Linked DNA regions of Homo sapiens: all the other regions are linked to region 1. Evidence: read pairs that join two places in POLR2A ChIA-PET (ENCODE). Cell type or tissue: HCT116. All regions are shown on one strand. Each heading gives the region's core, and the rest is flanking DNA. Links, peaks and the distances in the headings are about the cores only. Region 1 overlaps CCDC187 (coiled-coil domain containing 187). Region 2 overlaps NACC2 (NACC family member 2). Region 3 has its middle 14 kb from the start of LINC01451.

Region 1 (9,568 bases), core at 671-8,670:
GGCATTTTTACAAGGGACTTGCACGATCATGGGAAGGGGACAGCATTTCTGCAGCTGAGTCCCAGCCCAGGCGAGAGCACCCACCTGCTGCAGCTTGGCCTGGGCCTGCAGCTCGTGCGCTGGGACGACGTCCGTGGGCCCCGGGATGGGGAGGATGTCCACAGGCCCCGGCATGGAGACGACGTCCCTCTGATGCTGCAGAAGCAGCTTCCTGTCCCGGTGCCTGAACAGCTGCGTGTGTCTCAGGTATTGGATTTCCCTCTGAGCAGGCAAAATAAGCAGATGTCAGCATAACCCCGGAGCCAGCAGGGGAAAAGGCCAACAAAAGGGAAGGGGTGTCTGGGGGGATGCCCTGGCCCTCACACTGGGAGGCCTCCCTTTCCCTCCAATTGGCCTTTGCCCGCCCCTCCTGCCGGGCCTAGGATACCCCCATGGCCTTGGGCTTCCCTGGGCTTGGTGGAGGAGGCAGCTGCGGGCGGCAGGAGGGAGGCAGGTACTCTTTCCCCAGGGCCCACGCAGGGCTGGCACAGGCTGGCTGGGCCTCGCCCTCCCTCTCTGCAGGCTCCAGGCACTGCCCCCACCCCGTCACTCCTTTACAACTGTTCTTTCTGTTCCCCACAGCGTCCCTGGTGGACGCACCCTCGGAACAACCTTGCACAGAGCCCAGGGCCGGGCCGGGCCGTTGCACACTCGCCCTGGGAGACAGCAGCTTCACTGGTGAGACGGGAAAGCGAGGCTCTGCCAAGCGGGTGTCTGGTCCATGGCCCCACTGGGGAGTCCCAGACCCCACCTCCACCACGGCATCTCTATCTGCGACACGCAGCCTGGCTGTGGCTGGGAGTCCCTGGCCCCGGCCAGCTCCAGCTCCTCCCGCCTGGGATCCCTGGGCAGCGCCTGTTCTGCCAGGCCCCGTCGTTGCCATGTGACATGCAGACCCCTTCTAAGCCCCTTTTGTTTCCCCGGCTCACGTTGTTCTCTGTGGTGCCTGCCTTTTCCTGTTTCTCCGTATCTGAGAGGACCTGTGCATGGGTCTGTGGCCTGGGTCTCCGCCCCCAGCTCCCTTGCCTGTAATGCCCCATGCCTGACACCCCAGGTCGTAGTATGTACAGGGCATCCAGGGCAGGGATGGGGATCCCGGGGCTTTCCAGTCAACATAAGGTCCTGCACTGACCCCATTTCCCAGCAGAGGGTCGTGGGCAAAGTAGTCCCCCACCCCAGCTCACCTTTTTTTTTTTTGAAACAAGGTCTCACTCTGTTGCCCAGGCTGGAGTGCAGTGGTGCAAGCTCAGCTCACTGCAGCCTTGACCTCCCAAGCTCAAGCAATCCTCCCATCTCAGTCCACCAAATAGCTGGGACTATAGGCATTGGCCACCTATAGTGGCAGATTTATTTTTTGTAGAGACGGGGTCTTGCTATGTTGCCCAGGCCTGTCTCACATTCCTGGGCTCAAGCGATCCTCCCACCTTGGCCTCCCAAAGTGCTGGAATTACGGATGAACTGCCTCACCCAGCCAGGTTCTTTTATCTGTACCAAGGGTGTTAGCGCCAGCCTCTGCCCCACAGCATGGGGGCACTGAAGTGAGGATGCAGGCACAGCGGCCGCGACCTGTGAGGAGCCCTTGAGCCTGTGACCTGGGCAGGGGCCGGCAAGGGTCCTCGTCCTGGCTCTCAGGCTTGCCCCTCAGCCTTGCTCTCTGCCGCAGGCAAAGCCCTGACTCTGGCAGCTTTTCCCCCCTCCACATGTGCCCCCAGCACCGACTTTCCCTGGGGGTCTGCTTCCTCCAGTCCCTGGTGACAACGATGGCAGGAAGGCAGGTGCAGCCACGGATGGAGACCCCTCCCTGCCAGGCGCGGCTAGGGATTCACCTGCACCACCCTCCCAGCCCCCATGCATGTGCACATCAGGCTTCTCCCCATTTTTCAGATGAGGGAACTGGGCTCGGAGCAGCTGGGAAAGTCCTCTGAGGGCGTACATGGCACACGTCCACCCGGGTAAGTGCTGGCTGCACTAAACTCTCCCAACCCCCTGCTTTACAGAGACCACAATTATTCTCTGGTTCCAAGGAGGAAACTGAGGCTCCAAGAGACAAAGCCACTTGCTCAAGGTGACATCCAGCAAAAGGCTGAGCCTGGTCTGGAGCCAGGGCCACAGGGCCACCCTCCACTCTGGCCACGAGGCCCCCAGAAGGCCGCAGACACTCCTTGTGTACAGGACCACGCTCCACCCTGGCCGTGATGCCCTCTTGGGCCGTGGACACTCCTTCTATACTTCGGGGTCCTGTATGGCCCTGGAGGGTGGCAAGGGCTTGGGAATTCTTTAGCTCTGTTGCTGGGGAATGTTCAGATTCCAGGCAAGAAGATGACACGACTGCCTCTGTGAGCCGCCCACCCTGACCCACCAGGCCTGTGCTGGCCCCACCTGCTCCTTCTCCAATCTGCTGAGGGCTTGCTGCTGCTTCTCAACCAGCGCGGCCAGCACAGCTCTGTCCCTCTTGCTGTCCAGGCACCTGGGGGGAGGTGGCAACATCACTGCCAATGTTGACAGCCCGTGCAAGTGGATATAGAAAGTCACAGACACAGCCAGCCCTGGTCGGCCACATCAACCTGGAATGCCCTCCCAAGGTGCAGGCACCAGGGAGGACGCAGCCATGCGTGGACAGGCTTGGAAGCCTTGGGGTGGCCAGATGGCCCAACCCGGGCTGTCACTCTTCCACCCCTCACAGCCACTTTTGGACTTTTGGGTCTAAAGAGACAAAGGCTAGCCGAGAGCCGCCCCTGCCACCCTGAAGGCCCAGCCCAGGCCAGTGGGTCCTCTGGGGAGGGAGGTGGGGGTCACCCACATCCACCCCCCACCCATCATGGAATAAACACCCTCAGTCTGGCCCGCTCAGACACCGGGTGAGGATGTTAACTGGAATCACCTTTCTGGAGACCAATGTGGCAGTATCAAGCGGCTTCCAGATGCATTCTCACTGACCCGGTCATTCCATTTCTAAGGTTTTACCTTAAGGAAATGATCTCTCTATCTTCATTAATAATGGCAAAACGTTGGAGACAACCTAGAGGCCCGGAGATCCGGGACAAGCGAAGGGAGTTACAGCCCTGTCTCTACGCCGGTGCGCCCTGTGTGTTATAGCGGTTATGTAGCTACACAGAAAGGTTTTCCTGACATATAAATTGAAAACGCAAGTTACAAAACAGCACGTACTGCCCATTTGCAAGTTGAAATAGCCATGTGTGTTTCTCCCCAAAACAGAGTATCCGCACTGGGCGTGGTGGCTCTCGCCTGTAATCCCAGCACTTTGAGAGGCCGTGGCTGGCGGATCAACTGAGGTAGGGAGTTCGAGACCAGCCTGACCAACATGGAGAAACCCCATCTCTACTAAAAATACAAAATTAGCTGGGCGTGGTGGCGCACACCTGTAGTCCCAGCTACTCGGGAGACTGAGGCAGGAGAATCCCTTGAACCTGGGAGGCGGAGGTTGCAGTGAGCCTAGATCGCGCCACGCGCCTCTACACTCCAGCCTGAGCAACAAGAGCGAAACTCTGTCTCAAAACAAAACAAAACAAAACAAAAAAACAAAGTATGCACAAAGATGATCTCAGAGGTCACCTTTGGAACGATGGGGGTATTTTTTTATTTGTGTATTGAGTACTTTACTGCCTTATGTAAGTTTCAGCAAACACCTATTACTGTTTGGACCAGTACCTCTTGTTTCTCAAAACGCTGTCGGGGCCACGGGCGGGACCCGGACGGGGCAGGGAGGGGGCGGGGCTACAGCAGGGCGGGGCTACAGCAGGGCGGGGCTACGGCGGGGCGGGGCCGGCGCCAGGCGCATGCGCTCACCCTCGTCGATGCTCCAGCCAGGCCAGCTCCGCGAGCGTTTTCTCCTGGAGCGCCATCTCTCGCAGGCGCAGCAGCGCGGCCTGGTGCTGTGCTCGCAGCTCCTCCTCCCGCAGGCTCCGCTCCAGCATCTGCAGCTTGAAGCGGCCCAAGGCCCCTAAAGCTCTGGGTTCGGTGCTTCCGGGCCTCGCGGGGCTCCAGTAGGGTGGGCCGCGTCACCGCCTAGCTTCTAGACCGCTCCCAGCACAGGCCACCGCCTCCGAGAAGCCCTCTCGGACTGCCCGCCCCTCCCATCCCCCTATGCCGCCCTCGCTTCCCCGACTGTGAGCTGGCGGGGCAGGCAGGATCTTTAGCATCTCGGCCTCACCACCAGCCCTGATCCAGGAAGCCCAGGCCACCTGCCCTAAAATATACAACCTGGGCGGGGGCTAACCCTGCCCAAAGCACCATGTTGAAATGCCTGCCCCCCTCTGTCACCCAGGGCGGGAGGAACGGGCTTGGGTAGCTGTCAGCTGGAAGAGCGGGTGACGCGATCGCCGGAAGAACCTCCCAACCCAGGACCTGCCTTGGCCCTTCTTAGTGGAAGGACAGTTGGGTCCGGGGCCCACTACCAGGGCCGTGCTGGGTCCTGAAATTGTGCCTCTCCCCCAGGGGACCTCTCCACGTACCTGGTGGGTGGGGTTGTCCGGAGGGAAGAACTTGGCCAGGGGAAGCTGGGAGAGGGCTCCGTCAGGGCCCTCCACCTCTGAGGAAGGAAGCGCCATGGTTGGGTCATGTAGGGGGTCTGAGTGCCCCGTGTCAGGGGCCATTTCTACCGGAGGGCCTCATAAAAGTAGGAGGTCTAGGGCAGTTTAGTGTCCCCATCCCATCCCGGACACACAGGGCTTCACGCAGAATCCACAAGACCACGCGGGAAGGGACAGGCAGTCTCTTGATGTGAAGTTGTGGTTTGTGACCCTACTGATCATGGGAAAGACCAGACCAAAAGTAGAGGAAGCTCAGGGAGACAGCCCAGCTGCTCTGCGTCTACAGGCTTCTAAAGGAGGGGAGAGTGAGGCCCAGAGAGGGAGAAGGGCTGTCGGGGTCTAGCACCAAGGAGCTGGCAGGTGACAGCAGATCCCAGATCCCCAGCTGAAGTAGCTGACCTGCTGCCGACCTCTGCTGGCCATGCTTCTGTTCTGAGTGATGGAAAAAGGAGCCTGTACTTCAAGCGATCCTTAAGGACGTTCCCTCCCACCAAAGACAGAGCAAAAGGGACTGGATTTTGGCTTTGCCATCCCATCTGCAACAACTGAAAAAATCACGTAAATACACACACACATGTGTGTTTATATAGAGATATGTGTGTGTATACATATATATATATTTTTTCACACACACATATGAAATAACAGTTTTCCAGGCACTGGACTTGAGGCAACATAGCACAGTGATCCCTGAGAGACAGAAAACAAAGGAGGGGAGGAGACTTGCGATGCTCACGGCTTACTGCCTCAGAGAGTTGCCAGGCTATGGTGAGGGAGGGGAAGCTGGCTGAGCTGGAGGACTCCCTGGGTAGAGGAGACAGCAGAGAGTCTGGGAGGACCAAGGCAGCTGGAGTTTGTGGGGGCAGAGTGTCAGAGAGGAGAGAGTCGCACAGAGAGAGGACCTCTGAGATGTATCAAGTGTCCCTCTGGAGTATTCAGTAGAGAACTGATGGATGAATGCGTGTCAAGAAGCTACCAGATGCTGGGACAGAAGCGTTCCGGGGGACTGGAAGCCTGGTAATGACGCCTGTTTCCAGTAGTCAGGCTGGAGGACCTTAGGACTCCCAGGTCACTGGGCAGGCAGTGTACACAGAACGTTCTTGCCTTGACTGTCGGAAATGATTAGCCCCAGGCTGAGCACTGATCCAGATCGACCTAACACACTATTAATGAAAAGTCTGAAAGGACCAAATTACTTCTAAATAACTGCAGTCCCGAAGAAAGCTTAAGAATGTTTATAGGGGCCAGTGCGGTGGCTCACGCCTGTAATCCCAGCACTTTGGGAGGCCAAGGTGGGTGGATCACGAGGTCAGGAGATGGAGACCATCCTGGCTAACATGGTGAAACCCCGTCTCTACTAAAATACAAAAAATTAGCTGGGCGTGGTGGTGGGCGCCTGTAGTCCCAGGTACTCGGGAGGCTGAGGCAGGGGAATTGCTTGAACCTGGGTGGTAGAGGTTGCAGTGAGCTGAGATTGCGCCACTGCACTCCAGCCTGGCAACAGAGTGAGACTGTCTCAAAAGGAAAAATTAAAAAAAAGGAATGTTTACAAGAATACAAAAATATCTAGCACTCAGCAAGGTAAAATTCACAGGGCCCAGAAGATATGCAAAGAAACCAGAAAAACACAACCAGTAATGAGCAGGATAATTTATTAACAGTATCCCAGGCTTGACGTGGGTGTGAGAATTGGCAGAGAAGGACATTAGAAGTTTCGTAACTCTATCGCATATGTTAAGATGTTAAGTAGAGCCACAGAGGATATAAAACGAAAAGATCCAAATGGAATGTGTAAACTGATGAAAATTAAATCACTTGAGATGAAAAACACACTGGATGGGATGAAGGGCAGACTAGACACTGCAGAAGGAGAGATGAACGAACTGGAAGATATAGCAATAGAAACTATCCAAAAGGAAACAGAGAAGAAAAAAGAATAAAAGAATACAAAGAGCTTCAGTAAGCTCACAACTTCAAGTGGCCTAATGTATGCGTAATTGTGTAAGCTCCAGCCCTACGGGGCTTAGCAGGTGTTCTCCCCATGTGCGGAGATGAGAGATCGTAAGAAATAAAGACACAAGGCAAAGAGAGAAAGAGAAAACAGCTGGGCCCGGGGGACCACTACCATCAAGAAGCGGAGACAGGTAGTGGCCCCCAATGGCTGGGCACGCTCATATTTATTGTATACAAGACAACGGGGCAGGGTAAGGAGTCTTAATCACTGAGTCGTCCAAGTGATTAAAAAGGTCAAGCAAGTCACGTGATCATAGGACAGGGGGCCCTTCCCTTTTAGGTAGCCGAAGCAGAGAGGGAAGGCAGCATACATCAGCGTTTTCTTCTGTGTACTATAAGAAAGATCAGAGACTTTAAGACTTCCACTATTTCTTCTTCTGCTATCTACTACGAACTTTAAAGAGGAACCAGGAGTATGGGAGGAACATGAAAGTAGACAAGGAGGGTGACCACTGAAGCACCACAGGGAGGGGTTTAGGCCTCCGGATGACTGGGGGCAAGCCTGGATAATATCTAACCTCCCACAAGAAGCTGGTGGAGCAGAGCGTTCCCTGACTCCTCCAAGGAAAGGAGACTCCCTTTCATGGTCAGCTAAGTAACGGGTGCCTTCCCAGACACTGGCATTACCGCTTGACCAAGGAGCCCTCAAGCGGCCCTTATGCGGGTGTGACAGAGGCCTCACCTCTTACCTTCCAGGTCACTTCTCACAATGTCCCTTCAGACCTGATGCTATACCCACCGGTTATCCCTAGGTTATATTTGTAATGCAACAAAGAGTAATATTAAAAGCTAAATGATTAATAATGTTTATCCTAATGATTGATAATTGTCCATGATCATCTCTATATCTAATTTGTAATATAACTATTCTTGTTCTAACTATTTTCTTTATTATACTGAAACAGTTTGTGCCTTCAGTCTCTTGCCTCGGCACCTGGGTAATCTTCTGCCCACATAATTGGAGTCCCTGAAGGAGAGGTGAGAGAAAGAGGAGCAAAAAGATATTTGAACAAATAGTGGCTGAACTATTTCCAAATTTGAAGAAAATGAAAAATCCACAGGTCGAAGAATCTCAACAAACCCAGAGGACAAGAAATATGGTCTGGGCGTGGTGGCTCCTGCCTATAATCCCAGCACTTTGGGAGGCTGAAGTGGGCAAATCACCTCAGGTCAGGAGTTCAAGACCAGCCTGGCCAACATGGTGAAATCCTGTCTCTACAAAAATACAAAAATTAGCCGGGTGTGGTGGTGGGTGCCTGTAATCCCAGCTACTTGGGAGGCTGAGGCAGGAGAATCGCTTGAACCTGAGACGCAGAGGTTGCAGTGAGCCGAGATTGTGCCATTGCACTCCAGCTTGGGCAACAGAGCGAGACTCTGTCTCAAAAAATAAAAATTAAAAAATGAAGAATAACAATAACAAAGGACATCATAATAAAATTGCTCAAAACCAGTAACAAAGAGAAAGTCTTTTTTTTTTTTTTTTTTTGAGACGGAGTCTCACTCTGTCAGCCAGGCTGGAGTGCGGTGGCGCGATCTCGGCTCACTGCAAGCTCCGCCTCCTGGGTTCACGCCATTCTCCTGCCTCAGCCTCCCGAGTAGCTGGGACTACAGGCACCCGCCACCGCATCTGGCTAATTTTTTGTATTTTTAGTAGAGATGGGGTTTCACCATGTTAGCCAGGATGGTCTTGATCTCCTGACCTCGTGATCCACCTGCCTGGGCCTCCCACAGTGCTGGGATTCCAGGTGTGAGCCACCACGCCTGGCTGAGAAAGTCAAAAGCAGCCAGAGAAACAAAGACACGGTGATGTACTGACGAACCAAGAAGAATGGCAATCAATTTCTTGTCACAAATAATGCAAGCAAGAAGACAATGGAGCAATGTCTTCAAAGTACTGAAAGGGAAAAACTGCACCTAGAATTCTATGTCCAGGAAAGAGTACGTCAAAAACAGAGATGAGATGAAGGTGTCCTTAGACATCCAAAAGCTAAAGACACCAGCAGACACGCACCACCAGAAATGCTAAGGGAAATCCTTCCAGCAGAAGGAAAAGGATGCGGGTTAGAAATCTACATCTACCGGAAGCAATGGAGAGCACCAGAAATGGTAAAATGACGACTATGTGCAGATGTAAATATAAACACATATATTATTTAAAACTTTTAACAAGATAATTGGCTGTTTAAACAAAATGATAACAATGTATCGCAGAGTTTATAAAACATTTAAAATAAGCCTGGGCAACATGGCAAAACCCCATCTCTACAAAAAATACAAAAATGGCCGGGCGTGGTGGCTCACGCCTGTAATCCCAGCACTTTGGGAGATCGAGGCAGGTGGATCACCTGAGGTCAGGACTTCGAGACCAGCCTGGCCAACATGGTGAAACCCCGTCTCTACTAAAAATACAAAAATTAGCTGGGCGTGGTGGTGCACACTTGTAATCCCAGCTACTCAGGAGGCTGAGGCAGGAGAATCGCTTGAACCTGCAAGGTGGAGGTTGCAGTGAGCCAAGATTGCACCTTTGCACTCCAGCCTGGGCAACAAGAGCAAACTCTGTCTCAAGAAAAAAAAAAAAACAAAAACTAGCTTGGGGTGGTGGTGCATGCCTGTGGTCCCAGCGACTTGGGAGGCTGAGGAAGGAGGATTGCTTGAGCCCAGAAGGCAGAGGTTGCAGTGAGCCGAGATCTCACCACTGCACTCCAGCATGGGTGACACAGTGAGACCCCCATCTCAAAAAACAAACAAAACATTTAAAATAAAATTCATGACAACAATAACTTAAAGGCCAGGAAAGAAGAATTGGCCTTGTACTATAAGTGAAGTGGTCAACTGTATATACTATTATAAATCCTAAAGCAGCCACTAAAATAATAAGAGTTATAGCTCCTGAGCCAACAATGGAGATAAAATGGAATCATTAAAAACATTGCTTAATCCAAAGGGAGGCAGAAACTAAGTGGAAG
Region 2 (9,568 bases), core at 545-8,544, 220 kb before region 1:
CGGGGACAAAAGGCAATTAACTTTATCTGTAATATTTTGACTTATTTCAAAAACAGGAGAACAGCCCTACAGGACAAACTGTCCATGGTTCTTAACGCGAGAGAGGGTGGAACAGGCACACGCATTACCACACACCAAGGTGCAGCTCCGGGACCCTCGGCAATCGCTCAGGCCCGCCTCTCACTCAACAGGTAGGGAGACTGAGGCCAGGGAGGAGGAGGAGCTCAGCCTGCAGGGACCTTAGAACACGCTAGTCCTACCAGCCCAGAGAGACAGCTACCTGCCTCCACTCCTGCACGGCCTGGCGAGGGCAGCAGCCAGCCTCCTGCGTGGGTGTGAGGACGTTCCCCGGACGAGCCCGGGACACGGAGGGCACGGGGAGCTAGCACCCAGGGGCAGCTCCAGGTCAGGCGACGGCCCCTCCCTCTACCTGCTCCCCCCATGGCACCGCCAACCCAGCACACCCAGCGACGCCAGCAACGTCACAGCCAGTAACCTAGATTTTAACCAAGAAATCACACACCCCCTTTCTCTGCCCCACTTATGGGCTTGCCGAACAGAAAAACCATGACAAGAAACCCAGACTGTGGCATCCAGAGCCAAACTGTATGGTAGGTGGGCGGGAGCAGGCCTGGCCTCCCAGCCGCCCACTTTCCACCTCGCTGGCATCAGCGACACCCGTGCAAAGGCAGAGAATGCCGCGCAGCACCTGCGGCCTGGACAAAGCCCTGCAGGAACATGGCCTTGAGGGTGTCCCCACCCCTCAGCCCCAATGGGACTGTACCTCGTGTGGTCTGAGTACGGGGGAGTTGGAGGGAAGGACTCACCAGAGCAGCTGCCTCCCGTCCCCACCCAACACACATCCGGGACTCCACAGAGCCGCTTCCTGGCTGCGGTCCTGCTGACTCCCCAAAAACCCATCAAGGCAGGTGGGCGTGAGGGCTTCTAGCTCACGAAGTCCAGGCGATGTGAGGGCTTAAGGCTGACCCAGCACCCAGGGGCAGATGCATGGGACAAGTCACGAGGCTTCACCGTGCTCCCAGCAAACCCGACACCCAGCCCTGGCTCCCATCACCCCAAACACACCAAGGCCCAAGGTCACATTGGAGCAGCAGGGGGCTGTGCAGGGAGGACCCTGGGAAGATGTTTGGATACGATGGGTCTGTTTCCATCTCCATGGTGCAGCTCCCTGACCCGTCGGCAACCCGTCGGCAGGGCCCTGTCTGGCTGCCATTGTCGGCAGGGCACTGTCTGGCTGCCATCAATGGGGGATGTCCTCAGGGACTGTAGGGGTGCCCAGCCTGTCTGGGGTTCTGCCCTGGGACTGGAGCCCATGGACAGAGCTCCTTCCCAACAGGGGCCCTGGGTGGGCCTTGGGAGCCTTCCCCAGCAGCCTCTGGCTGGTCCCCTGCCTTCCCTGGGGTGGCTGTCAGCAGGGGCAGAGGGAAAGCGCACATGGGGCGGATTCCCCGGAGGCCTCAGCCAGCCGGGTCCACAAGCACTGACATCCTGTACGGCCTCTGTGGTGAGCCGGAGCCCGGTGTGCTCTGCCCTCAGGAAGGGCCAATTCCGTAGCTAGCAAAGCTCCCAGTCTCAGGACAAATCAAGCCCTACCCCCTACCACTAAAAGAAAACAAAAGCTGTGAAGCCCAGATCGAGGTGGCCTGTGAGCTGGCATTCTGTGGGATTCATGCAAACACAGCAATATACATTTAAACCAAGTGCGGAGTTCTCAGGAAGACACCACGGAGCCCAGAGCACCTGCTGGCAAGGCAGTGGCTTCTCCTGCAGGCGGAGAGGGAGCCAGGTTGGCCAAAGCAGTGGTTACCCTGCTGTCCCGGCTGTGGTGACAGACGCTGCACAGGGACCCAGCTGGCCTAGGGGTCCAAGCTGGTGGGTGGTCCTGGCCCCCTCTGCCCCCAACCAGCACTGCAGGAGGGGAAGGGCAGGGGGGCGTCCCATCAGGGCACAGGGATATGCGTGGTGGGGTGGAGAGAGTCCCTACACTGCCCCTCGGGGTCCACCACCTGCCCGTGGCTGGCATTATGCACCCGCACCCAGGCCCAGGCCGCTGCACACAGGCCCTGCATGCAGACCAGCCAGGTGGCCAGCCCAGACACACAGTCAGGTTGCAGGGACACCCGATCCTGGGCACCAACTGTGGGACTCTGCCCAGCAAAGCCTGAACAGTCTCCAGAGGCTGTAACCAGGAATCTCCAATTAGGGCAACCTGGGTTTGTGGGGCCCAGGACGGGGAGCAGCCCTCCTTGAAAGAAAGGAACGGAGAGGAGGGGGAGCGACTGCTCACTCGGCTCAGCACACTGGGCGCTTCCTGGCCCATCCCTGGCGCGGGGCCTGGAGAGGTGGTGGCAAAGGGGCTGGGTTCAGGGGACTCTCTAGACCTGGCCGGGTGAGGCGCAGACTGAGGTTAAAGGGGAAGTAGGCGGGTCCTCCCGTACACCGCGTGGCGCCAGGCCCTTCACAGACGGGGAACGTGAACCCTGGGGCAGGTCCCTGGGCCACGGGACACCTGCGTTTCCTCATCTATCCAGTGGAGACAAGACCCTTCCTACAGGCTGGCAGAGTCTCCTAGGAGTTCTTGTCTCATCCAGGACCAAGTCTGAACCCCATGGTGAACAGAGCTCTGCCACCTCCTCCAGGCTTGGTGGGGGGCTCCCCTGTGGCCCCGCAGGCCTCCGGCCCAGTGGCCTCCTGAGCCACCCGGGTCCCAGGCAGGCCCCGCTTCCCAGCCAGGTGGTGTGGGGCTCCACCCCGCCGCGTTACCTGCATAGCTGCCGGAGGCCTTGATGTACATCTGGCCGTACTGCTCCTCCACCATGGTGTCGTAGGCCTCGTCGTCCTCCTCGTCCTCCTCGTTGTGGTACGAGGTGGGGCTGTCGGTGGTGGGCAGGCTGCTGGCGCCTGGACTGGTCCGCTCCCCCTGGGGGTAGGGCATCTGCTGGATGCCGGGGATGAGGGTGGCCAGGCTGGGCACCCCGTAGTAGGAGACACGGGGCAGTTTGAGAGGGGCTGTGCCCGCCGCCACCGCAGCCCCCGCGGCCACCGCCACGCCGTCCCGGGGCCCCGTCTCCAGCGGGCGCTTGGGGGCCAGGCCTGGGCCGGCCGGCGGCAGCTCCATGGCTTCATGCTTTACTCGGGTCAGCAGCGGGATGGGCACCGAGGGGGACACGACGTAGGGGGCCGCGGCGGCGGCGGCCGGCTGCAGCTGGTTGCAGGGGCTCTGGGGCTCGGAGCCGGCGTCCTCGATCACAGCGGTCTGCGAGTCGCAGTGGGGCGAGCTCACCTTGAACATGAGGTCGGTGCCGCGCTCCACGATGTGCTGGATCTGCAGGAAGCCGGCCGTGTACATGACCACGAGCTGCTCGCTGGCCGTCATGGTGAGCCTGCCCGTGTAGCAGAAGGACAGGATCTGCTGGAAGCAGGCGGGCGGCACGGAGCCGGGCAGCTCGAAGGCGCTCTTGCTGTTGCCGCTGAACAGGTCGCGGAAGTAGAGGCTGCTGGCGGCCAGCACCGCCCGGTGGGCCTTGAAGGCCTGGCCCTTGACCACGATGGACACATCGCAGTAGAGGCCCAGCAGGCGCTGCTCGTTCAGGCAGCCCAGCACTGTGTTCCCGAAGTTGGGGATCTCGATGTGCAGCATCTGAGACATGGCGGGCGGGCAGCGGCGGGGCTGGGCTCTCAGCGCGGGGCGGCCCTAGCGGGGCTCATCTGTGGGGGGCAGGAGGCACGTGGTCAGTTCCTCCAGGTCACGGGCTCCCCGCTCAAGGGGCCGTTCCCACCCCCTCCTCCCCCGCCGGGGGCTTACAAAGAGCGAGCCTTCCGCACGCGCCCTCCCCCGCCCCTCCTGGCTGGGACACTCCAGAGAAGGGACACGGGGTCTCCCAGACCCCCTGGCAGACGGGCAAGAGGGCCCGGCCAGCACTGCTGCAGATCCCCGGGGTGCTGCCCGGCAGGAGTGCGCCCACGCCACTCCCAGGGGGCTGCTCTTAGCGACTCGGTCTCAGCAGGCGAGGAGGAGCGCAGGCCTGAACCTGCCCCGGGACAGGAGGTGGGGGCCGCCGGGGGAGCCTCTGGGCAAACCTGCAGCCACTCTCCTCCCCTCAAAAAAGTTCCAGCCCGCACAGGAGCTCCCGGGAGGGGCCGCGCTGGAGCAGCGGGGAAGGAGGGAGGGAGGGGGGTCTCTGGAGCTGTGCAGTTTGCGGTTTGCTTTCCCTCTCTTCCCTCCGAGCAGCCTCGCAGAGGGCCCCTGCGGGGAAGGCGGGCCAGCGTCCCCTAGTCCCCCTGAGCCTCCCGGGCAGGTAGGGAATGGCTGGGGGTGCCGGGAAGTCCGCTGAAGCCGCGTCCACTCCTCCCTCGCGCAGAGAGACCACCCTGGGCGCGCCCGCTCCGTTCTCCCGTGCTCTCCTGGCTCGGACCAGACCCAGGTTCCCAAGCCGCCGCCAGGGCAGGAGTTGGGAAGCCTGTCGCAGCCCCACTCGCGGACGCCCCCCACCCCGCTCGCCTCGCTCCCCACGCGGGCCAATCCCGACGGCCCGGCCCCAACCCAGGTGACTACAGGGGTCCCAGCCCTCGCCGGGCTGCCCGGACCCCGGGGCTGGGAGCTGGGGAGGGCGCCGCTGTTTATCTGGTGCGGACTCCGGAGGGGGCGGGGGCGGCCCAGAAGGCGCCAGCCCAACTCCGCAGGGCCGCACAAAGGCCGCTGTGTCCCACGGGAGGAAAGTGCGGGCGGCCGCAGAGGCGCCGGGTGGCGGGAGGAGGGCGGAGCCACCGCGCCGGGAGCTGGGCAGGTGGACGCGCGCCGGGGGCGGCCCGCAGTGCCCCCGCTGCGGAGAAGTTGCCGGCCGGTCGGGAAGACCTACCTTCAGCCGCTGCGGCCGCCGGCCGGCACTGCCCGCTCCGCCTGGCAGGACAGGCTCCCCGCACGCAGCCCGCCTGCCCAGCTGCTCCGCGAATGCAGCAAACGGAGCGGGAGCCCTGGGGCGGGGAGGGCGCAGGGAGCCGGCAAGGAGGAGGAGGAGGAGGAGGAGGAGGAGGAGGAGATGGTGGAGGAGGAGGAGGAGGAGGAGGGCAGAGCGCCTGGGCGCTGGGCTCGCGGCCGCAGCTCAGCTGCACCCAGGCCGGCCCTCCCGGGCAGCGCACCGCATCTCAATGAAGGGGCCGGATGCAGACGAACGTTCCGGCGGCTCGGGAATGAATAGCCGCCTTTGATTTGGGAGCCGAAGTAAATGCCAGCTCCCAGCCCCGGCTTTAAAAACAGTGGAGTGTTGGTGCCAGAGGAATGCGCGGCCCCGGGTGCTGGTACGAGACAGACTTTTGATGACTCACTGCAATGCAAACAAAGATGGCAGAAATACTGTACAGTAGTGGAGAAATGCTTCCCGGTGCCACGGCAACTGAGACAGCCTGGAAATTTATGGTGCAGTTTTGCATATGAATTACCCAGTAAACTGCCTCCCGGCCTTCCAGGACAGCCCCAGTGTCAAAGCATTTAAACTATTCCAAACAGTCTGCAGAGCTGGCAGAGCTGAACTCCTCCAGCGAGGGTGGGGAATGGGCAGAGGCGCCAGGGGGAGGGGGTGAGGGGGTCAGGACAGCTAGGGGAGCCAGGGAAGGGGAGGGGAGGTACAGCAGGGGGTGAAGAGAGGCACAGAAACGGCAGGCAGTGGGTGGGTGAGGCGGCACCCCAGGTCCTGGGGGCCTTAGAGCTGTGTCCTCTGCCCAGGCGGCAGGCCCGGGAGTCCAGCCCCAGCACCCCTCCCCATCCCACTCCCAGCGCCCTCCTGGCACTTTAAGAAAAGAGCGACTTTGTGGCCGGGCAACCAGGAGCCGGAAGGGGCAGCCCCGCCTGAGAGGTCCCAGCAGAGGGCAAAGCGGCCGCCTCGCTCCTCCCGCACACTCCTGGCTGCGGCCACACAGGCTGCACCTCCTGCCCAAGGGGGTCTGCAGCGTCTGGCTGTTATTGAGCCTTTTCCTGGGAAGGGGCTGCTGCTGTGCAGGACTTGTGGTGGCCCCGGGACCCCTCCAGAGAATGTGTACTTCATCCTGGGCTCATACCAGCCTCTCTGCGTGGGGCCCTGAGGCTGACCTCTGGACTGCCCAGCCTCAGTTTCCCTGCCACTGGCTGTGACCCCCAGGAAGAGCACATTCCACCCAAAAGAAGGGGCAGGGTCCAGGCTCGAGGCCTTGAGGTGAGCCCCCTCCTGCTTGGCCAGCTGCCTCCACCACCCTCGGGGTAACCCTGGCAGCAGGATGCGGAGGAGGCCCGAACAGGCCTGGTGGGAGGCAAGGCGACACAGCCCTGCCCCTCACTCCCGGCGCCCCTCTGAGGCATCCGGAGACCAGAGAGAGGGCCATCTGGCTCCTCCCTAGTCACACACCATGGGCTCAGCTTCTCCAGACCAGACAAAAAGCCACTGAATGGGGACGGGAAGAGATCCAGGTGCGGGGAAGCTGCCGGCAAAGGCCCGTGGAGGTGGCTTCGTGCCTAGTGTTTTCTGCCTCCTACAAGGGGCTGGTGACAACTCAAGGAGACTGGGATGGGGGCGTTTACAGAAACGTCCCCACTCGGCCATGCTGATGAGCTGGGCTCCACCGGGCCAGGAGACACAGGGCCCAGCTGTCACCCTCCCCGCCACACCCTCCACCCTCAGGTCCCCACTTAGTTTCTGCCTCATCCAGGAAGTCTGCCAAGTGCCCTCATAAGCTCGGCAAGGGCTGAATGCTGGACACAACCCGGGCAGGGGGGTACAAGAGAGGGGCCTGTGCAACACAGCACAGAGGGCAGAGGCCCCTAGACAGCTCCCTTCACAGACCCACTGCGCCCACCACCAGGAGCCTCCCAGAGAGCCCGTGGCTTCTGTTGTGGGCAACTTCGCCCCAAGGACGGGGGGGTAGGGATGTCTGAGTCATACAGGGGCTTTTGTACCAAAAGAGGGGACAGGCAGAGGCCAGCACGGCGCACCGGTTCCTGGGGGTCCCAAGTACCTGGGCTGGGTAGGGCAGCAGCCAGGGCTGACACAGACAGCAAGGGACAATGTAGGCTCTCAGCCTGTCCCTTCCAGCAGCAAGAGGGTCCTGGCCTGTTGGCAAGGCTGAAATCCTAGGTCCCGTGGGCACCAGCCACTTCCTGTAAGGACACCTCAGCCTCAGACGCTGAGCTGTGAACTGGGGTTATGATTTACCCTCAGATGGTTCCTGGGGGTGAATGGAACAATGTTTGTGAAGCCGGCGGCTGAAGCCTCACACACAGAAAGCCGGTGATGCCTGCAACCTGCTGTGACCTGGGCAGGAGAGCAGCTCTCAGCTGGGCATCCAGGTGGGCGTCTTAACGCCCAGCCCAGTTCGGCCTGCGTCCGCACCTCAGGAGCTGGAGCCCCAGGGCTGGGGGACAGACCAGCTCTCCCAGAGAAGGGACCATTATTCCCTTTGAAGGTGATGGGGCCGTGTGGTCCCTGGGGATCGAGGACAACTGGAGCTTTTGCTGGCTTGTCCTCAGGCCACCTGCACCGGTGAGGCTGCAGCCCCACGCCCCAGCCTGCTGAGAGCCGGACAGGAGCTGGTTTTAGGTTGCTTTCTTGGAAGGCTCAAGAACAAAGCTGAACTTTAGGAGAAAAGAATAAAATAAAGGCTTGGCTCACGCCCCCAGGGCCAGGAAAGCAGACACACGGGGGCTGACCCTCCTGCTACACCCAGAGAGGAGGGGGCCGAGGGCCCAGGTGGGCCCAGGGACGTGAGCAGAGCTGTCTGCTCAGGAGGGCAGGGGCCAAGCCTGGTTCTCAGACATCAGGGCATCCCCACCCTCCCCTGCACATTCTCCAGTGACTCAGTTTCCCCACCACTTTGCTTCCCAAGCAACACCTCCTATTGTTTCCCCTTCTCGGTGAGATTCAACACACTCATTCACTTATGGAAAGTTCTGCAGAGCCAGGCAAAAAATCAGAGGTCGCCAACTTTGTTTACCCCAGCCATCCTCAGGGTTGTGGCACCAACGACCCTTGCTCTCAAAACGCCCTTCAGAACAGAACCCACTTTGGAGAACCTCTGCAGGTGACCCAAGGCCCGAGTCCACTCCCTGCAGCTGTGCCAGCCTTCGGTGCCCCACCCCACACAGACACACAGAGGAGGCTGGGTTCCTCTGAGCCCACAAGCCACCCTCAGGAATAAGAAAATACAGGTGGCTGTGGTGTCGGAGTGGGGGGTCTCTCCTCTGCAGAGCCTCACTTGAGGAAGGCTGAGATCCAGGCCTGCCCTGCCCTGGGGTTAGGGGTTGCCCACCATGATGAGCCCCATACCCAGCAACCTGCCGATGGGTGAGAGGAGCCCGCGGGGAGGACAGGGGCTCACTGGAACTGCAGCCAGACGCGCACACAGGGGTTGGGGCAGCGTCTCCAGAACGACCCCCCTGCCTGAGTGTCGTCCCGGCAGGATTCACACAAGGACACAGGTTACAAGGTTGGTGCCAGGCCAGGGCACCTGGGTCCTGGCATCAAGTACCCAGGAGCAGAGGCTCTGGCAGGTACAAGACCCCTGAAAGCATCCCCCAGGCCAGAGGACTGGGACAGGGACCAGTCAGGCAGCCCAACAGGAGGAGCCCTTTTCCTGGGGCCCAGCCAGGCAGCTCCATGGTCTGAGGGCCTCGCCCAGAGTCCCCAGAAACCCTGCCCCCTCCACCCCTAGATTGTAAAGCACTTTCTAAGCCCAGCACAGCAAACCAGAGGAATGCGGCACTGAATTTCTGCAGGATCACCACCAGCAAGGGGAAGGGAGGCGAGAAAAATTAAATTAAATTAAATTATCTTGCAGGATTTAATTTCACCAATCTAATAAGAGGTTCTGGACCTCAGCAAATGCACAGCCATTAAACACGTGGTAGAGGAAGGAGAGAGGCGGGGCACGGGAAACGTTCTGCGGAGGGGAGAGTCCCTCTACCCCGAGCCCCGGCCCCTGGTGGAGACTGCCTGGCAGTTAGTTAAGTGAGGACATCTCCTAAAAGGTCAATCGAAGGCGCTCCTGGAGCGTGAGAAGGTGTGGGGATGGGGCGGGCCTGCTGTGCCAGGTGCTCTGGAGTCAGCAGGAGCACAGGGGGTGTTAGGAATACAGTCTGGGGGCTGCTACCCCGTGGACCTTGCCCACCTCCGCGCAACGCCTTCCCTTTCCCATACGGTGCAGGCTCCAGGAGGATTTGCTTTGACCCTATACCTTCAGAAAAGAGGCCCTAGGGAGGACAAGGGGGCGGCAGGGGGCCCGGAGGTTAACCCTGGGGGGTAGAGGCTGCCCAGCTCCGGATGTGCCAGGGCCTCAGGGAGCTGGGTGTGGCACCAGCTTAGCCCTCAGGTTTGCATTAAACTTTTAAAATGCCAGAAAGCAGAGCTGGGCTGCCCGGAGGCCTGGCTGCTAATGGAACCACCAGCTCCATGCAGATGAGATGCAGCAGCTCTGGGCCAGGGCCCTCGGCGGCCAGGAACTCCCCCCAACCCCGAGGCCCCCACAAAAGCCAGGATGGCGTGTGCCGTGTGCTCACCTCCCCGCTACTGGACATACAGATGAG
Region 3 (9,568 bases), core at 475-8,474, 360 kb after region 1:
GTGGGGCTGGGAGGCCAGGTCGCCGGCTTGCCAAGTGCCTGCTGTGTGTCAGCACGTCCCCTCCACCACCTCAACTCTTCCTAGCCAGCACCAAAAGGTGGAGAGCCAGGCTGGACGGGGCAGCAACGGCAAAGCAGACAGCAGGTGCATGGTGGCCGAGCTCCAACCATGTCCATCCAAACCCAACCTGGTTGGCCCTTGCTGGAGACAAACCCCAACCCCGTCCGGCAGATGCCCACCTGCAGGGTGGGACTGCGGGGGTGGCAGGGGCTCCTGGGTTGGTGGTGTGCCCCGGGGTGCCGGAGATGCCTCGGACCGGGAAGCCAGAGCCACGACGGGTCGGGGCAGGGGTCGGGGCAGGGCGGGGCAGGGGTGGGGGCAGGGCGGGGGCAGGGGTGGGGGCAGGGCGGGGGCAGGGGTGGGGGCAGGGCGGGGGCACCTGCACTCTCAGCCCTTGCAGCTGCCAGCCTGGGGTCTGGTGCTGGGAATCCCATGCTGGGGGAGAAGAAGCTGTTTATTGGGAGCTGAGCGATCCTCTAATCTCTGCCTTATCGCCGCCTGTTTGCCCAGTGAGAGTGCAAACACAGGGGTGGAGGTCACAGGGCTGTGGGGAGGGGCCCACACTATTTGCCTGACTTCTCCCAGTGGTGTTAAAAATAGCACAGAGCTCTGGGCTCAGAGGGGTCTACGGAGTTCCCGCCTGGCCCCTGGCTCACGGGCACCAGCTGCCAGGTGGAGGCCTGAGGTATTGACACTCCCCGGCTCTGTGTTTGGCTTCTGATAGCGGCCCAGGAGGGCGTGGCTGGAGGGGCCCTTTCTCAAGAAAAGCCCAGAGAAGTGGTGTCCAGCCCCCTGCCCTGCCCACCTCGCCGCCCCCCACACCATCCCAGCCCACACCTGGACTGGGGGCAGGGGGGACCCAGGAAGCCCAGCTGGAGCACGGGGAGGGGCTGGAGGCTGGCTCCCAGCTCCCTGCTGCTGCCAGGACTGGCTGGGGCTGGGGTAGTGAAGCCCCAGGGAGAGGCAGGCCCAGTGCCGAGTCTGAGCCCATCCAGGGAGCCCCGTGCTCTGCCCCTAGAAGGCAGCATTGCCTGGTGGTGGCGGCACCTGAAGGGTTCCATGACCTGGTGCAGCCGCGGAACTGTGGAGCCTGTTTCCCCAGCTGCAAAGACGGGTACTCATGGTTCCTACGTCCTGAGGTGTGGCAGAGATGGATGCAAAGCTCATTGCAATGCAGGCATCAGCACTGCTCCACAGCCTCCAAGCCGAGGCCCTGCCTGTCCTAGCGTGCTTCTCACGGTCATCCCCGCCTGGTGGAGGACACAGGCTGGTGCCGGCTCCTGGCACCCCGAAGAAGATCCTTTTCCTTTCTGAGTTGAATGAGATTTAATCACCCTCATTACCTGGTTTACAGTGCCTCTGGGGTGCTTCAAAGCTCTCCTGGCACCAGCAGCGTGGGGAGCCCTCCCTGCCCCCGGGAGACGGATGTTGGCTGGAAGATCCCCAGGTTCATGGAGCCACGGGGCCACCCCACAGGCTTTGGGCCCAAAGGACCTGGAGAATGGGGCAGGGAGATGATGGGTGGGCTTGGTGCCCTTGAGGCGCCTCGACGGGGCCACCAGACCGGCAGGTGCCATCACTGTATCTGCCCGGCACAGACACAGACTCGCTCCACCCCCAGGGCTGCAAGGCCAGGCAGGGTGGGCCCGGCCAAGGCGGTGATAACACAGTGGCCATCTCGGGGGTGGGCCAGCTCGGGCCAGGGCTGCGGCGCCACATGGATGGGGCCGGGGCATCTTCCTGAGCACCCCTCCACAAAAATAAAAGTAGTAAACAACATCATATTTTATGTCTGTGCTGGCATAAAGACAAATATATTCATATTATGTATTAAAGCATTTTCTTGGCCCTAAAAGTTCAGTTTTTTTCTCCTGATTTTAAAAGAAATTAAAATATTTCTGTGAGGCCCTGCAAGCCTCCCAGGTGCTGGTGTTCGGGCCTAAAGCCGGAGTCGGCCCGCAGGGGATGCCAGAGCTCAGAGATGGGGACCGAGAGAGGGGTTAGAAAAGCGTCTCAGAGCCATCGGGCCGGGAGAGAAGAGGCAGGAAGAAAGGGGGGTCGCAGAGACGGTTGTGGAGGCCAGCTGGTCCCAGCAGCCGTGCCTGTGGCCACAGCGGCCGGAGGTGGCAGCAGCTGGACGAGATCCCGCAACATCCTGGAGGCTGCGGGCGGGGCGCGTGGAAGTTGGGGGCTGCGGGCGGGGCGCGTGGAAGGTGGGGGCTGGGGCTCCGGGGAAAGTACTGCTGCTGGGGTCGGCTACGGTGGGGCCTGGGTCCAGCTTTCTGGGGACTCAGTGAGCAGGGGTGCTGAGGCCCAAGCTGGCTGCCGGGGAGATCAAGTGGCTGGCCCGAGCCCCAGGCCTCAGTTTCCCCACCTGTACAAGGGAGGGTTGGATAAGAGGGTCTCCAGAGAGGTTCCTAAAAGCCAAAGGAAGAAATTGTGGTGCTGGCGGAAAGGGGAGTGTCATCTCGGTCAAGGGGTCTTCACCCAGTATTCCAGAAAGGCGATGGGGTGAGGCAGCTCCCCCCGGCCCCACAATCACTGTGTCTTCCAGCTAGAGCTCAGCCCTCTCTCCCGGGACTCCTCCTGGGGTCTGCCTGCCCAGGGACAGACGCCGGGCCAGCTGCCAGCCGGCCCTCTGTCCCCCTACCTGTGGGCGAGCGCCTCCCCCTGCCTTCTTGCTCCCTCAGGGAAGCTGCCATCAATCAGGCCCCAGCGTTTCCTGTCACTGCGCAGGTTCCCACGGCCTCTGCCCTTGACCCCCAGCCTGGGCATGGCCCGCCCACCCTCCTTGGCCCCCAGCAGCCCCTCAAGGACGCAGGGCAGGCCCCCCGGGCCTGGTGGTAGCAACCCTGCCTCATGGACCTGCCTGTCCTGTGAACACTGGGAGAGCCACTCAGAATCCTGGCTTCGGACACCGCCCTGTGCACCTCGAGGAAGAAGCTGCAGCTGATGGCACAGGTGAGCAAGCGGGAACTCCACAGGCTCCCTGCCCTGGGTTTGCCCCTGGGGCCCTCGGCTCCTCTCCCCAGCAACCTGTGTGTCCGGGATTCCCCCGCCTCTGTCCTGTGTCCAGCTGGGGAGTGGGGCCCCGGGATGGATCGTGGGAACAGCCACGGGGCCACTGAACAAGGCTTGAGAGGGCTGGGCAGGGTGGAGGCGGCTGCACCTGTGCCTGTCTTGCTGGGGGGTCCCTGGAGACTGGGGTCCTCGCCTGGGCCCTGTGCCCACCACTCTGCACTTTGGTTTCCTGGTGGCATCAGGACCCATCACTCTGGGCCAGCCGAGGGCTATCCAGCTAGGACACCCAGGCCTGGTGGCTGCCCAAGGCCCCTGAGCCTGGGCCCGGTCAGGGCTTCCCAGCCCCTTCTCCCTTCTTGGCAAACAAAGGCCCTGCCAGCCATATGCTGCGACTCTGATTTGTTGGGCGGGGGACCTGGGGCATTGGGCACACCTCACCCCACCCACCCTGGCACAGCACAAATGCTTCTTAGCCTGCACAGTTCCTCTCTGCACCCCATAACCTCTCAAACTAAGCTGCTCCCCACAGCTGGGTCACCATCACCCCAGCTGCCCAACCGAGGCGTGTCACAGTGAAGGCCCCAGCCCTGCCTGTTGCAGGGGGGAGGGGAGGGGGGCGACGACACCACCCTGTCCCCAGCTCCACTCCCTCAGGCACCGTCTCCTCCTCACAGCCCCCACTGGTCTCCTTACTGCGGTGCCCAAGACCCATCCTGGACTGGGGTCTGGTGCTGGGAATCTCACACTGGACCCCCAACCTGGCTCCCATGGGCCTGTCCTGCCCAGCCCCAGGCTGCCCCTCAGCAGCTCTCACCCCCTAGACCCCAGACTCCTGTCTCCCCTTCCCCACTCCTCCCAGGCTGGGCTGGGTCCCGCTGTGCCCATGTCTGCCCGCATATCTGTAGGACCACTCGCTGCCTCACCCCTGCACCCCCACCTGCCGGCCACAGCCACTCCCAGCCTGCACCTGCCAGGGCTTCACAAATGACCAAGGGGAAATGAAAACACAACTCTTCTGAGTTCAGCTGTCCAAGGCAGAGGCTGGGCAGTGCCCCCTGCCCACCAGCTCCTGGAGCTGAGCCAGGGGCTCTGGGAGTGGGGGAAGGAGTCAAAGACCCCCGAGCAGAGGAGAGACTGGAGAGGGACTGGTTGGGGTGAATCGGCCTCCAGCGTCTTCCAGCAAAGCGTCTCCTCCCACCCACGCTGGCCTGCGACCATTCCCCAGACACCTGGCGCCACCCACCGGGCCAAGTGGAGGCTGCGTGTGGGAGGGCTGTAGCCCTCAATGCCCTGGGGTGCTCAGATGAGGAGGGGGCTGAGAAGGGGAGGGGCCCTAGATGGGGAGGAACAGAGAAGCCCTGTTAGACGCATGCCTTGAAGAAACTTGGTTTACACACACACACATGCTTCCATGTGCATGCACACACTGGCAGACACACGTACATACACACGCACACATGCTCACACAGATGCCCATGCTTGCACACACCCATCCACGCTCACTAATACACATGCACGCATGCTCACAAACTGATGCCCGCATGCTCACGCACAAGCACACGTGCTCACACACACATACGCATGCATGCTCACACACATATACACGTACATGCATGCTCACACGTGCACACATACACACGCACCCATACTCACACACATACATACATGCCTGCACACACACACGCATGCTCACACAGACTACCGCATGCTCGCACACGCACACATGCACACATGCTCACATACATACACGCATGCATGCTCACACATATACACACGCATGCATGCTCACACACATGCTCGCACACATACATACACACATGCTTACACACACACGCACGCATGCTCACAGACTCCCGCATGCTCACACACGTGCTAACACACGCACGTGCTCACACATACACATGCACAAATGATCACACACACACCTGCATGCATGATCACACATGCACACATATGCACCCATGCTTGCACACATGCTGACACACATACGCACGCAGGCATGGTCACACGCATACACACGCACACATGCTCTCTCACACACACACATACATGCACACACATACATGCTCACACACACGCACACATACACACACACCCATGCTCGCACACACACACGCATGCTCACACACGCACACACGCACCCATGCTCACACACACACCACACAAGCATGCTCCCACACATACACACATACATGCTCTCACACACTCTATCACACATACGACTGTTCCTGGGGCTGTGCTGCCCTCCTGTGGCTGCTGACAACTCCATGTCCAGCCCACTCAGCTGCCGGATCCCCAGGAGGGCCACCATGGATGTCTGGGGCCGAGGAGGCACACAGCCACCCGGGGCCAGGGAGCACCGAGGCCTGGGTAAGGGCAGAAGCCGCCAAGCCCCCGGTTTGCTCCACCCCTCAGTCCCCATCACAGTCTGGGCCAGGACTCAGAGCCCTGGGTTCCCCAACGAACCTGCCCCTCCAGGGAACCCAGGACCCCTTAGGACAGAGCTCCAGACCCCATCAAGGACTAAAGGAAGAAAATTAAGCACAAACAAGGTAGAAGAAATAATGAAAACACGAGTGGACAGAAATGAAGTAAAAAGTGGACAAACAACAGAGAAAATCAAGGAAAGCAAGAGTGAGTGATTCGGAAAGATCCACAGAACCCACAGATTTCCAGCTGGACGAATCAAAGGAAACAAAAAGAAGAAACCACAAATCAGCACTGTCAGAAAGGAGAGGAGGCGCCATCTCACCTCCCACAGACACCGAGAGAGTGAGTGTCAGGAAGGAGAGGAGGTGTTGTCTCACCTCCCACAGACACTGACAGAGTGAACGTGTCAGGAAGGAGAGGAGGCGCCGTCTCACCTCCCACAGACAGCAAGAGAGTGAACGTGTCAGGAAGGAGAGGAGGCGCCATCTCACCTCCCACAGACACCGACAGAGTGAGTGTCAGGAAGGAGAGGAGGTGTTGTCTCACCTCCCACAGACACTGACAGAGTGAACGTGTCAGGAAGGAGAGGAGGCGCCATCTCACCTCCCACAGACAGCAAGAGAGTGAACGTGTCAGGAAGGAGAGGAGGCACCATCTCACCTCCCACAGACACCGACAGAGTGAACGTGTCAGGAAGGAGAGGAGGCGCCGTCTCACCTCCCACAGACACCGAGAGAGTGAACGTTTAGGAACGAGAGAAGGCGCCATCTCACCTCCCACAGACAGCGAGAGAGTGAACGTGTCAGGAAGGAGAGGAGGTGTCGTCTCACCTCCCACAGACGCCGACAGAGTGAAAGTGTCAGGAAGGAGAGGAGGCGCCGTCTCACCTCCCACAGACGCCGACAGAGTGAAAGTGTCAGGAAGGAGAGGAGGCGCCGTCTCACCTCCCACAGACACCGAGAGAGTGAACGTGTCAGGAAGGAGAGGAGGCGCCATCTCACCTCCCACAGACACCGAGAGAGTGAACGTGTCAGGAAGGAGAGGAGGTGTCGTCTCAACTCCCACAGACACCGAGAGAGTGAACGTTTAGGAACGAGAGAAGGCGCCATCTCACCTCCCACAGACAGCGAGAAAGTGAACGTGTCAGGAAGGAGAGGAGGCGTCGTCTCACCTCCCACAGACACCGAGAGAGTGAACGTGTCAGGAAGGACAGGAGGCGCCATCTCACCTCCCACAGACAGCGAGAGAGTGAACGTGTCAGGAAGGAGAGGAGGCACCATCTCACCTCCCACAGACACCGACAGAGTGAACGTGTCAGGAAGGAGAGGAGGCGCTGTCTCACCTCCCACAGACACCGAGAGAGTGAACGTTTAGGAACGAGAGAAGGCGCCATCTCACCTCCCACAGACAGCGAGAGAGTGAACGTGTCAGGAAGGAGAGGAGGCGTCGTCTCACCTCCCACAGACACCGACAGAGTGAAAGTGTCAGGAAGGAGAGGAGGCGCCATCTCACCTCCCACAGACAGCGAGACAGTGAACGTCTCAAGTTTATTAACAGCTTTATGACCACAAATTTCCCAACTTAGATGACATAGAAAAATTCCTTGAAAGACACTAATTGTTGGATCTGGCAGAAGAAGTTTCATCACCAAAATGGCCCTAGATCTAGTAAAGAAATTCCATATACAACTAAAACCTTCCCACAAAGACAATTCCTGGCCCAGATGTCTTCCCTGGTGAATGCAACCAAACATTTAGGGAACAAATAATATCCATTCTACACAGACTCTTCCCAGAAATACAAGTTTCGAGGCCACCATTACCACAAGCTCAAAACCAGAAGAGATATCATGGGAAAAGGAAATTACAGGCCAACTTTCCTCACAGACATGGACACAAAATAGTTTCTAGAACACTTGCCTGAAAAGCAAATAGAGGCCGGGCGTGGTGGCCCACGCCCGTGATCCCAGCACTTTGGGAGGCCAAGGAGGGCGGATTTCTTGAGGTCAGGAGTTTGAGACCATCTTGGTCAGCATGGTGAAAACCCGTCTCTACTAAAAATACAAAAATTAGTCGGGTGGTGGGGTGCACCTGTAATCCCAGCTACTTGGGAGGCTGAGACAAGAGAGTCACTTGAACCTGGGAGGCGGAGGTTGCAGTGATCCGAGATCGTGCCATTGCACTACAGCCCAGGCAATAAAGCGAGACTTCGTCTCAAAAAAAAAAAAAAAAAAGCAAATAGAATAATTTTTTTTAAACACATAGACACAAAAGTTGTAATGAAATAAATGCAAAGTAAATCGAATTGTGCAATATATAAAGAGGATAATACATCAACACCAAGGGGAGTTTATCCCAGGAAGGCAAGGGATCCAGCTTTCTTTTTCCTTTTTTTTTTTTTTTTTGAGATGGATTCTCGCTCTGTCACCCAGGCTGGAGTGCGGTGGCAGGATCTGGGCTCACTGCAAGCTCCGCCTCCCGGGTTCACACCATTCTCCTGCCTCAGCGTCTTGAGTAGCTGGGACTACAGGCACCAACCACCACACCCGGCTAATTTTTTTGTATTTTTAGTAGAAACAGGGTTTCACCGTGTTAGCCAGGATGGTCTCAATCTCCTGACTTTGTGTCCGCCTACCTCGGCCTCCCAAAGTGCTGAGATTACAGGTGTGAGCCACTGTGCCTGGCCCCTTTTTTTTTTTTTTTTTTTTTGAGATGGAATCTTGCTCTGTCACCCAGGCTGGAGTACAGTGGTGCGATTCTGGCTCACTGCAACCCAGCAGCCTCCGCCTCCCAGGTTCAAGTGATTCTCCCGCCTCAGCCTGCCAAGTAGCTGGGATCACAGGTGCGCGCCACCACGCTCGGCTAATTTTTGTATTTTTAGTAGAGACAGGGTTTCACCATATTGGCCAAGCTGGTCTCAAACCCCTGACCTCGTGATCCACCCACCTCAGCCTCCCAAAGTGCTGGGATTACAGGCGTGAGCCACTGTGCCCGGCCAGGATTCAGCTTTCTAAAGTCAATCAGCATAATTTACCATGTCCAGCTAACTAACAGACAGAGAGGGACTCCCTAAAAGAAGAGCTGTTTATTTGGGACTAGCAAGCTGCAAAGGGAATGCTTGGCCTCTGTAAACTACGTGCATATTCCTGTAGGGAAAGGAAGAGGAGGGTTTCTAAGGGAAAATGGGGAGAATCATGTTGTTTTGAAAATTATCCTTGGCTACAAATACCAACAGCTGGGGTGAGGCCAGTCAGAGGTTGGACAGGCGGTGGCTGAGCAGACGTCCTTGGAGAAGCATTGTTTGGGTCTCAAGGCCTTCGTGCAGGGCTGTGGTGCCCATAGTCTTTTTCCTCAGGCACAGGCATGACACATCTCTTCAGGACCTCGCCCAGCTCTGTTTGTCACGGTTTGGTGGTGGTGGTGGTGGTGTTTTATTGGTTATTGAGATGCCGTTTTGCTCTCGTTGCCCAGTCTGGAGTGCAGTGGTGCGATCTCGGCTCACTGCAGCCTCTGCCTCCCGGGTTCAAGCGGTTCTCCTGCCTCAGCCTCCCGAGTAGCTGGAATTACAGGCACATGCCACCACACCAGGCTAATTTTTGTATTTTTAGTAGAGACGGGGTTTCACCGTGTCGGTCAGGCTGGTCTGGAACTCCTGACCTCCGGTGATCCTCCTGCCTCAGCCTCCCAAAGTGCTGGGATTACAGGCATGAGCCACCGTGCCCAGCCTGTTGTTGTTTTAACACCAGTGACCTTATATTTATTCTGACAACTTTCACATTCATGTTAACAGAATAAGAAAAAAATCCATGTAATCCCCTCAGGCAAAATCATGACAAAATGCGTCATCGTTCGTGGTGCAAACTCTCAGCAAACCAGCAATGGAAGGGAGCCAACTACACCGACAAGACCATCTATCCAAACCCATCGCTGAAGCCATGGCTGATGGTGAAACACAGAAGGCCCCGGCCGAGGTGGGGAGCAGGGCCGGGGGCTTCTCTCGCCACCTCCCTCTGCGCCGTGCAGGAAGTCCCGGGGCAATAGGGCAGGAAAAGGAAAGG

The links. Peaks named below come from ENCODE experiments on the same cell type or tissue, not always from the same donor. Only the 100,000 strongest peaks of a DNase experiment are listed, where the experiment ranks them.
Region 2: POLR2A ChIA-PET joins it to region 1 with 13 read pairs; 2 of 35 experiments call an interaction of 5 or more read pairs at or near these places.
Region 3: POLR2A ChIA-PET joins it to region 1 with 10 read pairs; 2 of 35 experiments call an interaction of 5 or more read pairs at or near these places.

The regions. Positions count from the first base shown.
Region 1 is chr9:136,263,538-136,273,105 of GRCh38, forward strand. It overlaps CCDC187 (coiled-coil domain containing 187), which reads right to left. Exons shown (of 26, transcript NM_001378188.1): 15 at 4,512-4,588; 16 at 3,847-3,974; 17 at 2,419-2,506; 18 at 85-261. Among named protein-coding and RNA genes, the nearest start is that of QSOX2, 23 kb to the left of the region's middle. RefSeq lists silencers at 3,700-3,859, 3,924-4,299 and an enhancer at 4,100-4,169. In HCT116, for the core only: no CTCF peak of the experiment used is centred there; a DNase peak (open chromatin) is centred at 3,894; H3K4me3 peaks cover 1,244 bases; H3K27ac peaks cover 616 bases.
Region 2 is chr9:136,046,852-136,056,419 of GRCh38, forward strand. NACC2 (NACC family member 2) reads right to left here. Exons shown (of 6, transcript NM_144653.5): 2 at 2,785-3,729. The coding sequence starts at 3,670. Among named protein-coding and RNA genes, the nearest start is that of NACC2, 44 kb to the right of the region's middle. RefSeq lists enhancers at 4,294-4,870, 8,982-9,568. In HCT116, for the core only: no CTCF peak of the experiment used is centred there; a DNase peak (open chromatin) is centred at 5,330; H3K4me3 peaks cover 2,718 bases; H3K27ac peaks cover 3,981 bases.
Region 3 is chr9:136,626,265-136,635,832 of GRCh38, forward strand. No RefSeq gene overlaps it. Among named protein-coding and RNA genes, the nearest start is that of LINC01451, 14 kb to the left of the region's middle. RefSeq lists enhancers at 3,439-3,970, 4,201-4,320, 4,503-5,034, 5,035-5,566. In HCT116, for the core only: CTCF peaks have their summits at 1,278, 4,323 (motif pointing left) and 5,332 (motif pointing left); DNase peaks (open chromatin) are centred at 4,325 and 5,337.